2 separate regions of the Homo sapiens genome follow, and region 2 is linked to region 1. The links are chromatin loops, found by intact Hi-C in ENCODE. Cell type or tissue: heart right ventricle. All regions are shown on one strand. Links, peaks and the distances in the headings refer to the core of each region. The heading gives the core; the rest is flanking DNA. Region 1 overlaps TOM1L2 (target of myb1 like 2 membrane trafficking protein). Region 2 overlaps TOM1L2 (target of myb1 like 2 membrane trafficking protein).

Region 1 (5,369 bases), core at 51-5,050:
CACCTCCAGTTTCTCCTGTCCCCACTCCCATCCCCACCCCAATCAGTTCACTTTCTTCAGTGGAAAGTGCATATGGTTAGACTATTGCTGGGGCATGGGGAGGGGGGCTGGAGAGGCATGACCACACTGAGGTGACTCTGCCAGGATGACTCCATTTCCGCTCCTGAAAACAATTTCAAGGGAAAGGCTCAGGGATGGCATAGAGTGGGAGCATCCTTTTTGTCTTCTCAACAAATGGGACTTAATGTAAGCAAACAAAAAGGGACACAAGCCAAAACACCAGCCAAGGCATGAGGTGAAAACATAGGGGTGAAGCTGAAAGCTGCCGGAAGGGAAGTCTTTGGTGCCCCTGGGGGTAGAAGTGAGTGTCAGCAAGCTACCAACCAGGCTGCACCACTCTCAATGTGTCTTTCCTCCCATCCTCCCAGGGAGACCGGCTCCATCCAGAAAGGCAGATCCTGTGGTGCGGGTAAGCCGACTGAGCCCTCGCACATGTTGGTAAAAAGTACCAGAACCACACTGCTGGGTCTGTCTTTTGGCGGGTTGAGGGGGATGGGGTGGCTACGGATGGCTGGAGGGCAGCCAGAAGACAGAAAGCCCCCATACGGGAAAGGAAGGAGTACAGTGGGGAAAGGAGGGGTAGGCATCAGCTGGATTCTCTTTGCAGTTGGCCAGGGTGCTACTGATGGCAAAGGTGCCACTGGGTAGGCTGACCATGCCTGCGAATGGCACTCTGAAAGGGAATCAGAAGGTGGGCTGGGGGCAGGCAGATATGCACGGATGAGCTCTATCACCCACTTCCCTATAGGCACAGGGGGACTTTGGAAAAGCTAGTGTGGAGCCCAACCTCCCCCTTCCCCTCAATCTGGCTGCAGCTCTGCTTCCACCATCCTCAGGGCAACCAAAGGGGCAGTGGGCTTTGGCCAGCAGCTGGTAATCAGAGCCATGGGTTCTACCTCTGCCAGGACCCCCAACCATGCCTCACAGGCAGGAGGTGTTAGGGAGGCACGTCTGTGTGGCCCCTTTACCTTGAAAGCTTTTCAAGTGCTAACACATTCGATCTACTTTTCCATAATGGAAAGGTTAAGGCTGTACCCCACTCCACCCCCAAGCCACAAACAGTCAAAAGCCAGTTTAAGTCCTTCCTGGCTGGGCCCTCACCCTCTGTCATCTGCAAACCTTTGCTTCTCCAGTTAAACTGCAGGCTCCCTGAGGGTAGGGCCAGGACTGACCCTGTCCCACTTCTCTGAAGAGCACCAAGAAGCATCCTGATACCACGATGGTGCAGAGAAGTCTGTTACCGCTCTGGCACCCCACACTTAGCTGAACCTCCTCTCAGCCTAGCCGCATTGATATGAGAGCTGCTACCAACTCACAGGCTGGCAAGGCAGCCAGTGACCTGTCACCTCCAACCCCATTCTTGTCTCATGGTGGGAGCAGCACTTTCTCTCCTGGGGGAATTGTCAGAGTCTCTGGGGGAGTCTTAAGTTTTCTAAAGTATATTCAACATGCAAATAAAAGTACTTTCTTTCTCAAAGGGGCTAAAAAAAGGTTGACCCAATGCAATGCTACTCCATGCTCTAATGAAGAAGATTGAAAACAGGGTGTGTGGGTGAGGATGCGAAGCAACTAACATTCTTGGGTGCTGGTGGCTGAGAACACCCAAGAGCCCAGTGGAGCCCATTCCCCACCACACAGCAACCTCACACCCCGGTATGAGGTGGATACATATGAAATTGCTAATATTTGGCCATTTTTGACCAACAAAGATGGCACTTTCACATATTCAACTTAATATATTCCCATTAAAAAGGAATATATATATGCTCAAGAAAAGTCAAGTGCTAGATGCTCATAGCAGCATTTTTCACAGTACCCCCAAACTGCAAACACCAAGTCCCCATCAACAGTGGGAGGGGTAAATAAACTGTAGTGTGTTCACACAACAGGACTTGGCACAGCAATGGCAACGAAAGACCTAGAATCACAGGCAACAATGCGTGTGACACCCACAAACACAGCAGAGGCAACAGAGCACTCTGGATGAAGTTCAGGAACAGAGAAGACTCGTCTATGCTGTGAGAGCTCAGGCAAGTGGTCATCCGGAAGGTGGGAGGTTTTGGGTGTGGTCATATTCTGTTTCTAGATGCAGGGGCTGGTTACATGTTCAGTTTGTGAAAATTTATCAAGTTGTATACACTTTTATGTGTGATTTCCTGTATATATATTATAATTCAATTAAAAGTTTAAAAAAAAGAAAGGGCTAGGGATCCTGTTTATTCCATTGGTTCACCCTGTTACAGAAGCCAAGCCACCCACAGCTGAATGCTGCCTGCTGTCCTCTGCTGGGCAGCCGTTACCAAAGGTAAGAGCTCTTCAGGAACACTGCAAATCTGGAGAGGAAGAACACTCTCCAGCTGGGTTATCAACCCCCATCTAGGAGTAGCACCCTTATCTGAAGCCCATGCTTTTCACAGCTGGACCAGGAAACTGTCCAGCCAGGCAGAAGCTTGTGAGGCATCTCAAGGCCCTGTTCTGCTCAGGTCCCCATGGCCAGCACACACTGCTACTGCCAGACCAGCAGGGGGAGGCCTCAGAACATGGTGCTGGCCACTTCACACCTTGGGCTGATCTCATGGGCTCAGGATTGAGAGCAGACAGGCAAGAACCCCAAGTTCCATTTTACAGATAAGGTGGTACATGCCCACAATAAATTAGTACACCTGTCTGAGGTTAGCAGCAGGACTGGGTAAAAGCTAGGAGGAGCTGGAAAGTGTGGAGGGGTGATCCTGATAGGAAAGCTTGGAGGTGAGGGCAGGGTGTGCGGGGACAGGCATCCTCAGGGTAGAGGTGTGGGCCACAGCCAGTGAAGAAGGCTGTGTCTGCCCTCAGCCATGGTCCCCACACAGTCAGCAGGGACAGTGCAGTTCACACCCCTTGTGATAACTGTGCTTGCCATGCGGTAGGCTAGCCACCCTGCTGGGCCCGCCACCCTGCAGACAGGCCTCGGGGTCAGAAAGCTCTACCACAGGACATGCTTTGTGAGAAGAAGCCACCATTTGTTTTCCTAACATGAATTCCTGGGGGTATTGAGGTAGGGGAGTGCAGCCCCAGAAGGAAGGGCTGTGGTAGAGTGGGGTGTATGAGGAAGGTAAAGTGCATGCACACGTGTGTGTGTGTGTGTGTGTGTGTGTGTGTGTGTGTCAGAGGGAGACAGAGAGACAGAAGGATATTGGGTGGGCAGAACAGGGACGAGGGACAACCCTAGGGTAAACAGGGGAAGGCCTCCCAGAGTTCCTCAGAATTAACTACATTCACTCATTCATTATAAAGAAATACTGAACACCCGCTCTACACATTACACTGCTCTAGACCCTGGGGACAGCATGTCCCTGGGTTCTTAGGGAACGAAGAATGAGGCAGACAAAAGAAATGTTAGCAAAGCCAGTCTTGAAGACCACAAAAAAGGATGATGTGAGACAGAGAGTGTGTGTGCTTAAAACCAGCTGGAGGCCTCCGAGGCACCTGTGAATGAGGAGGAGGAGTCACTGCTCTGAAAGCTGGGGAAAGACCTTTCAGGCAGAGGGAAGTGAGCACAGGGAATGGACAGAGGCTCCTCTCCAGCTGCACACCTGACCCATCTGAGAGCCCGGCCTGCCCCGGCACTCCACTTCCTGCATTCTCCGCTGCCTCTGCCTGGTTGCCTCCCTTTGCCCTTGCTGGAGCCCCACGCCCAGCCCTAGGTTTGTCTCTCCTCTTGGCTCCTGCAGGCCCTTGTCTTGCCTCTGCCACAGCACTAATCACCCAGGCTGGATGTGCCTGTTGACTTATGTGCCTTCTGTGTCACCACGTGCTCTGTCTAAAACCCAGGTCTGCACACATCCCAGCTCAGAGCCCTTCGATGTCTTCCCACTGCCTACAGGACCAAGCATGCCTCCTCAGCATGCATGGCCACTGGCCTCTGGGCATCCTTCTGGTCCCATCTCCTGCCTGCTCCCCCACCCCAAGCCCTGCCCCCAACATTCTTCATTACACCCCCTTCCCCACATAGTGGTCTCTACAACATGTCCACAAATTATTTGATCCTCCTTTCTTCAAGAGATGGAGTTTATTTCCCCTACTCTTGAGGCTAGGCCTGGTGACTCCCTTCTAACAAATAGAATATAACAGAAAAAAATGGTATGTGACTTCCAAGGCTAGGTCATCAAGACCTAATCTTGATGTCCACATGGTGATAAACTCAGGTCTCTTGCCAATAGTCATCAAGGAACTGAGGCTTCCTGCCAACAGCCATGTGGGTGCACCATGGTGGAAGTGGAGCCTCCAGCTATAGTCGAGCCTTCAGACAATGCAACCTCAAGAGAGACTCCAAGCCAGAATTGCCCAGCCACCTGCTCCTGAATTCCTGGCCCACAGAAACTAAGAGATAATGAACATTTTCCGTTTGAAGGTATGTTTTGAGGTAATTTGTAACACAGTGAGTGATAACAAATACAACCCAAATATGCCAACTGCTCTCTTTGATGCGTCTGGGCCTTTGCACATGCTATTCTCCCTGCCTGTGAAGTCTCTCCCACTGACTTTTCCACCAAACTCCCCATCATTCTTCAGGGTCCAATGGAAATGTCATCTCCTCAGTGAAACATCCCTTAACACCATCCCCAGCCCCTTACCTTGCTCCGCCTGACCCAGAGTTGGCCCCTGCCCTGTGACCTCACCAAACCCGCACGTAGCTCTAACATGGTTCTTCCTACTCCAAGTTTTCTCAGAGGCCTGTTGAGGCCACCCTACCTGCCTTTGTGAGCAGCAGAGGGATGGCACCCAGAAAGCTTCAGGAAGGCTCTGTTAACTGGCTGGAGAGCCATCAATTAGAATTTCATTCCAGTGGGATGAGAATTTTTTTTGAAGTATTTTGCACCAAATATTTTAAATGTAGAAGTCTCCATTTTTTTTTTCCTCCAAATGGTGGGAGAGCATGAGGACTCATCAATAAGAGACTTCATCTTACTCTGTTCCAACAAATTGGGCAAGGGGTCCAACCTACCTGGATCAGAGCAAGCACTTTGTCCTGTACAATGGTGGGAGGGTTGTTCTTGGGAGATATAATTTTGACCAGAACACTGTCGATGAAATCTCGGTTGGCCACAAGGATGTGGAAGCGGTGGCCACAGTTCTTCACACATGTCTCCAGCACCTGATGTGGGGAGGGAAGGAAAAGGGTCACCCCAGTGGGAGCTGGAGAAGACACTGGGAACTGAGGAGCGCAGCTGAGTTTCCACCATCCCCTCTGTCTTGCTCCTAGATCAGCTTTCTGACACGTCTCCTCCAGAGCCAAACCTGCATGGCACACGCATTCCCACACTCCATTC
Region 2 (5,369 bases), core at 82-5,081, 64 kb after region 1:
TGGTGTGATCTTACCTCACTGCAGCCTCGACCTTCCCAGGCTCAAGCAATCCTCCTGCCTCAGCCTCCTGAGGAGCTGGGACCACAGGTGCGTGCTGCCACGCCTGGCTAAGTTTTTAAATATTCTTTGTAGCAACAAGGTCTTACTGTGTTGCCTAGGCTGGTCTCAAACTCCTGGGCTCAGGAGATCCTCCAGCCTCAGCCTCCCAAAGTGCTGGGATTACAGGTGTGAGCCACCACACCCAGCCTATATTTTATAATTTTTAAAAACAAAAATGGGTCTCTGTGTCAGTCCCATTCACTGAAGGGCAAACAAACAGCTTTAGGATGCCCAGTATGCACAAAAGACCAAAGAGAAGGCAGCCTCTGGGGTAGAGGAACACTGGAGTAAGAAGCAACATGGAATGCTGGTCCTGCTGCAGGAAGGCCCCTTAGCCACCTGAGGCACACTTCCTCCTCCGCTGCCCTGACAGAACAGGAAGGTTGAAAAGGTGTATACACATTCTCAAAAGCAGCCTGCCCACCACAATAGGGCTGCAATGGGGCTTCTGGGACGCCATGCCCAACAGACTGGTCCCCACCCCTTCATTTGGGAGGCTGAGGTGGGCAGATCACTTGAGGCCAGGAGTTTGAGACCGCCTGGCCAACATGGCGAAACCCCATCTCTACAAAAAAAATACAAAAATTAGCCAGGCGTGGTGGTCACACCTGTAATCCCAGCTACTTAGGAGGCTGAGGCAGGAGAACTGCTTGAACTGGGGAGGCAGAGGTTGCAGTGAGCCGAAATCTTGTCACTGCACTCCAGCCTGGGCAACAGAGCGAGACTCTGTCTCAAAAAAATATAAATAAATAAAGGTAAATGTTATGTTATGTGTATTTTACCACCATAAAAACAAAAGACTGCAGAGAGTCATTCTGGTCCTTGAGCATGAATTAATCAGGAAGCAGCAGTTTGGTTGCTGCAGTATTCCTGTAAGGTGCTAGAGACAAGCAGGAGTGCCCCGGATCACTTTCCCCACCTCAGGAGGACAGAGAACCACTGTCCCTGCAAAAGGCGTCACCAACTGTTTAAGAGGCAGATCCCAAATAGGGACCACCATGGGGGCAGAGCCTTAAGCATCACCTGGCCCCTAACCCAGGAGGAAACCTGTGCCCCACAGCATGCACATGGATGGGGTGTAGAAACAGCCCACAGCTGACCTCACTGACCTGCCCCCACCAGCCCAACACACATGAAGACACATGAGTGGGGGGAGCACATAGGGTGTGTAGTGGGCCTCACTGGGTTTCAATCCTGTTGGTTGTGTGATTCTGAGAAAGTCACAACACAGGTAAAAATGCCATCTCACAAAGTCAAGAGGGTTAAATGAGATAAAATCTTGAAAGAACACAGCACAGTCCCCTGCACAAGCAGGTGCTCTATGCATGTTCATTGCCTTGCCTCTTCTTCCAAGTCACACAAGGATGCCTTCCCTTGTACCCTGTACAGTTAGCCACTCTCAGGACAGGCATAGGACAGGGCAAGCATTGTTCATCTTTGAATTCAAAATCCCACCGGCTCAACATAGTGCATTCAAATAGTCAGATAATTATTAAATACATATAAGTTATAAGTGCCACTGCAGTTCAGAGGCTTCTGGGCCAGCTTTGTGGCAGTGGGAAGATCTAGGTTAGGTTTCAAAGGGTATATTGGTCTAAACCATGAGCAAGAGAGAAGGGATGCTTTGCAGGGCCAAAGGCCATGCTGAGCACAGAAAAGGAGGGAGTGGGAACGGCAAAGTAAGTAGAGACCTTGGTAAGAGAAAAGACGGGAAGAAGCCCAGTCAGTGAAGGCCTTGAACACCAGGCTACATTTATAAATCATTCTTTTTTTTTTTTTTTTTGTGATGGAGCTTCGCTTTTGACACCCAGGCTAGAGTGCAATGGTGCAATCTTGGCTCACTGCAACCTCAGCCTCCCAGATTCAAATGATTCTCCTGTCTCAGCCTCTCTGGTAGCTGGGATTACAGGAACCCACCACCATGTCCTGCTAATTTTTGTATTTTTAGTAGAGACGGGGTTTCGCCATGTTGGCCAGGCTAGTCTCGAACTACTGACCTCAGATGACCCACCCACCTTGGCCTCCCAAAGTGCTGGGATTACAAGTGTGAGCCACCGCGCCTGGCCCTATTTATAAATCATTCTAAAGGAGATGGGGAGTTCCAGAAATTTTCTGGTAGAGTTGTCCAAAGTTTTGGAAGGTTCCAGAGTGTAGAAAGGGAGGGAGAATATGAAGGAGGAGACCAGCTAGGTGGTATTGAACTGGTCTAACTTACAGCCTCAAGCAATGGTCCAGGCATGACCAAGGGCTGGACTAAGTTAGAGGAGGAGAAAACTAAGAGCAAACACATGCTAAACACATTATGAAAACAAACAAAAAACTCTCACACAGATACTACGCTCTAAGGCCAAGAGAGGTCCCAGAACCTCCATGGCAGTGTGGCTCCTCCATCCATTTGCTCAGCCCCTTCCTGACCTCCGTTTCTTTTGCTGTTGCTCACCCTAGAGCAATGTCTTTATGTTCAAAAAGCATTTATGGAATTGAAATGATTGCATCTCATGGGCACCTTGTCAGAAATGTGCCATCACAAGTGACATTTTCGGGTGTCATAGTTAGTCTCTCATCTGCTGGTGGATCTGATTTGCCCAGCTGACAAGTGAGAAGACTGTGACACCAACAATTATAGAAACAAACTCAACCTAGAATCTGGAAATCAAGCTGTTCTCTCCACCTCTTCTATCATACTCAGCAGACAATATGGTGGTCACCGGCAGAGGGCCCTCACTTCTCAAACCACAGCAGCTAGTGGGAACGGCAGGACCCCAGACCACACAATTCCTTTTTTTTTTTTTTTTTTTTTTTTTGTTTTTGAGACAAGAGACTTGCTCTGTCGCCAGGCTGGAGTACAGTGACGACATCTCTGCTCACCTCAATCTCTGCCTCCCGGGTTCAAGCGATTCTCCAGCCTCCATCTCCCACGTAGCTGGGATTACAGGCACACGCCACCAAGCCCAGATAAATTTTTTGTATTTTTAGCAGAGACAGGGTTTCACCATATTGGCCAGGACAGTCTTGATCTCCTGACCTCGTGATCCTCCTGCCTCGGACTCCCAAAGTGCTGGGATTACAGGCATAAGCCACTGCGCCCAGCCTCTTCTTTGTTGTTTTTTAAGAGATGGAGTCTTGCTCTGCCACCCAGGCTAGAGTGTGTCCAGAATTGGTGGGTTCTTGGTCTCACTGACTTCAAGAATGAAGCCATAGACCCTCGCAGTTAGTTTTACAGTTCTTAAAGGCGGCGTGTCTGGGGTTTGTTCCTTCTGATGTTCAGCTGTGTTCTGAGTTTCTTCCTCCTGGTGGGTTCGTAGTCTCGCTGGCTTCAAGAGTGAAGCTGCAGACCTTCGCGGTGAGTGTTACAGCTCTTAAGGCAGCGTGTCTGAAGTTGTTCGCTCCTACCGCCTGGAATTGTTCATTCCTCCCAATGGGTTCGTGGTCTGCGCCAGCCTCAAGAGAAAAACTGCAGACCTTTGCAGCCAGTGTTACAGCTCATAAAAGCAGTGGACTCATGGAGTAAGCAGCAACATTTGTTTCAAAGAGCAAAAGAACAAAGCCTCCCCCGCACGAAAAAGGACCCAAGTGGGTTACCACTACTGCCTCTGGCCCCACCCACATCCTGCTGATTGGTCCATTTTACAGAGAACTGATTGGTCTGTTTTACAGAGACCTGATTGGCCTATTTTGACAGGGTGCTGATTGGTGCGTTTACAATCCCTGAGCTAGACACAAAGATTCTCCAAGTCCCCACCAGATTAACTAGATACAGAGTGCTGATTGGTGCATTTACAAACCTTGAGCTAGACACAGAGTGCTGATTGGTGTATTTACAATCCCTTAGCTAGACATAAAGGTTCTCTAAGTCCTCACTAGACTCAGAAACCCAGCTGGCTTCACCCAGTGGATCCCACACCTGGGTCACAGGTGGAGCTGCCTGCCAGTCCCTGGCAGTGCGCCTGCACTCCTCAGCCCTTGGGCGGTCGATGGGACCGGGCGCAGTGGAGCAGGGGTTTGCGCTCCTTGGGGAGGTTCGGGCCGCATAGGAGCCCACGGCAGGGAGGCTCAGGCATGGTGAGCTGCAGGTCCAGAGTCCTGCCCCGCAGGGAGACCGCTGAGACCCGGCGAGAATTCCAGCACAGCACTGGCGGGCCGGCACTGCTGGGGGAATGGCACACCCTCCGCAGCTGCTGGCCTGGATGCTAAGCCCCTCACTGCCCGGGGCCTGCGGTGCTGGGCCCGCTGAGCTCACGCCCACCCAGAACTCGCGCTGGCCCGCAAGCGCCACGCGCAGCCCGGTTCCCGCCCGCGCCTCTCCCTCCACATCTCCCTGCAAGCTGAGGGAGGCGGCTCCGGCCTCGGCCAGCCCAGGGAGGGGTTCTCACAGTGCAGCGGCGGGCTGAAGGGCTCCTCAAGCACAGCCAGAGAAGGCATCGGGGCTGAGGAGGCGCCTGAGAGCGAGCAACGGCTGCCAGCACGCTGTCACCTCTCAAGAGTACAGTGGCACAATCATAGCTCGCTGCAGTCTCCACCTCCTGGGCTCAAGCAATCCTCCTGCCTCAGCCTCCAAAGTAGCTAGGACTACAGGGAGTAGCACTACCACACCCAGCTAATTTTTAAATTTTTTGTAGAAACAGGGTCTTGCTATGTTGCCCAGGCTGGCCTCAAATTTTTGGCCTCAAGCAATCCTCCTGCCTTGGCCTCCCAAAGTGCTGGGATTACAGGCATGAGCCACCACTCCCTTATACAGCCTTTCAAAATGGCAGGTAGAGAAAACAATGCATATGATTCTTCTTCAAAATATCACTGGGATTCAACACAAAAGAGCATATACTGTATGACTCCACTCATGAACTTCTAGAAGAGATAAAAGATCAGTGGTTCCCTCTGCAGTGTGTTGGAGGAGAGGATTAACTGGGAAGGGACCTGAGGGAGCTTTCTGGGGTGAGGTTGACAGTGCGTATCTTGATGGGGTAAGGTGACAACATGTAAGCATGTGTCAAAATTATAACAAAATGTATGCATTTTACTACAAGTAAACTACCTCAGTGAAAATCATTAGAAGGCAAATATATATACATTTACACAAAATATATATAAAGTATAACATATTTATATAAAATATATATAAAATATGTATATGTATATATTTACCTGTGTGCATGTATTTACATGTGTGTATATACTTACATATCACAGGCTATACACACACACACGTACACACACATATGATTCATAGGTATGTACAGTCTCTTATGGAAAGCTGTAAGTCTTAAGAAAAA

The links. Peaks named below come from ENCODE experiments on the same cell type or tissue, not always from the same donor. Only the 100,000 strongest peaks of a DNase experiment are listed, where the experiment ranks them.
Region 2: a loop joins it to region 1, with 1.9 times the contacts of the local background. A loop is called at or near these places in 6 of 110 quality-filtered maps.

Annotation. Positions count from the first base shown.
Region 1 is chr17:17,888,617-17,893,985 of GRCh38, forward strand. It overlaps TOM1L2 (target of myb1 like 2 membrane trafficking protein), which reads right to left. Exons shown (of 15, transcript NM_001082968.2): 4 at 5,045-5,194. Among named protein-coding and RNA genes, the nearest start is that of SREBF1, 54 kb to the left of the region's middle. RefSeq lists enhancers at 193-694, 2,335-2,484. In heart right ventricle, for the core only: CTCF peaks have their summits at 2,574 (motif pointing right) and 2,773; a DNase peak (open chromatin) is centred at 2,587; H3K27ac peaks cover 407 bases.
Region 2 is chr17:17,952,448-17,957,816 of GRCh38, forward strand. The region is part of intron 1 of TOM1L2 (target of myb1 like 2 membrane trafficking protein); the gene reads right to left. Among named protein-coding and RNA genes, the nearest start is that of TOM1L2, 17 kb to the right of the region's middle. In heart right ventricle, for the core only: no CTCF peak of the experiment used is centred there; no DNase peak of the experiment used is centred there; H3K27ac peaks cover 1,435 bases.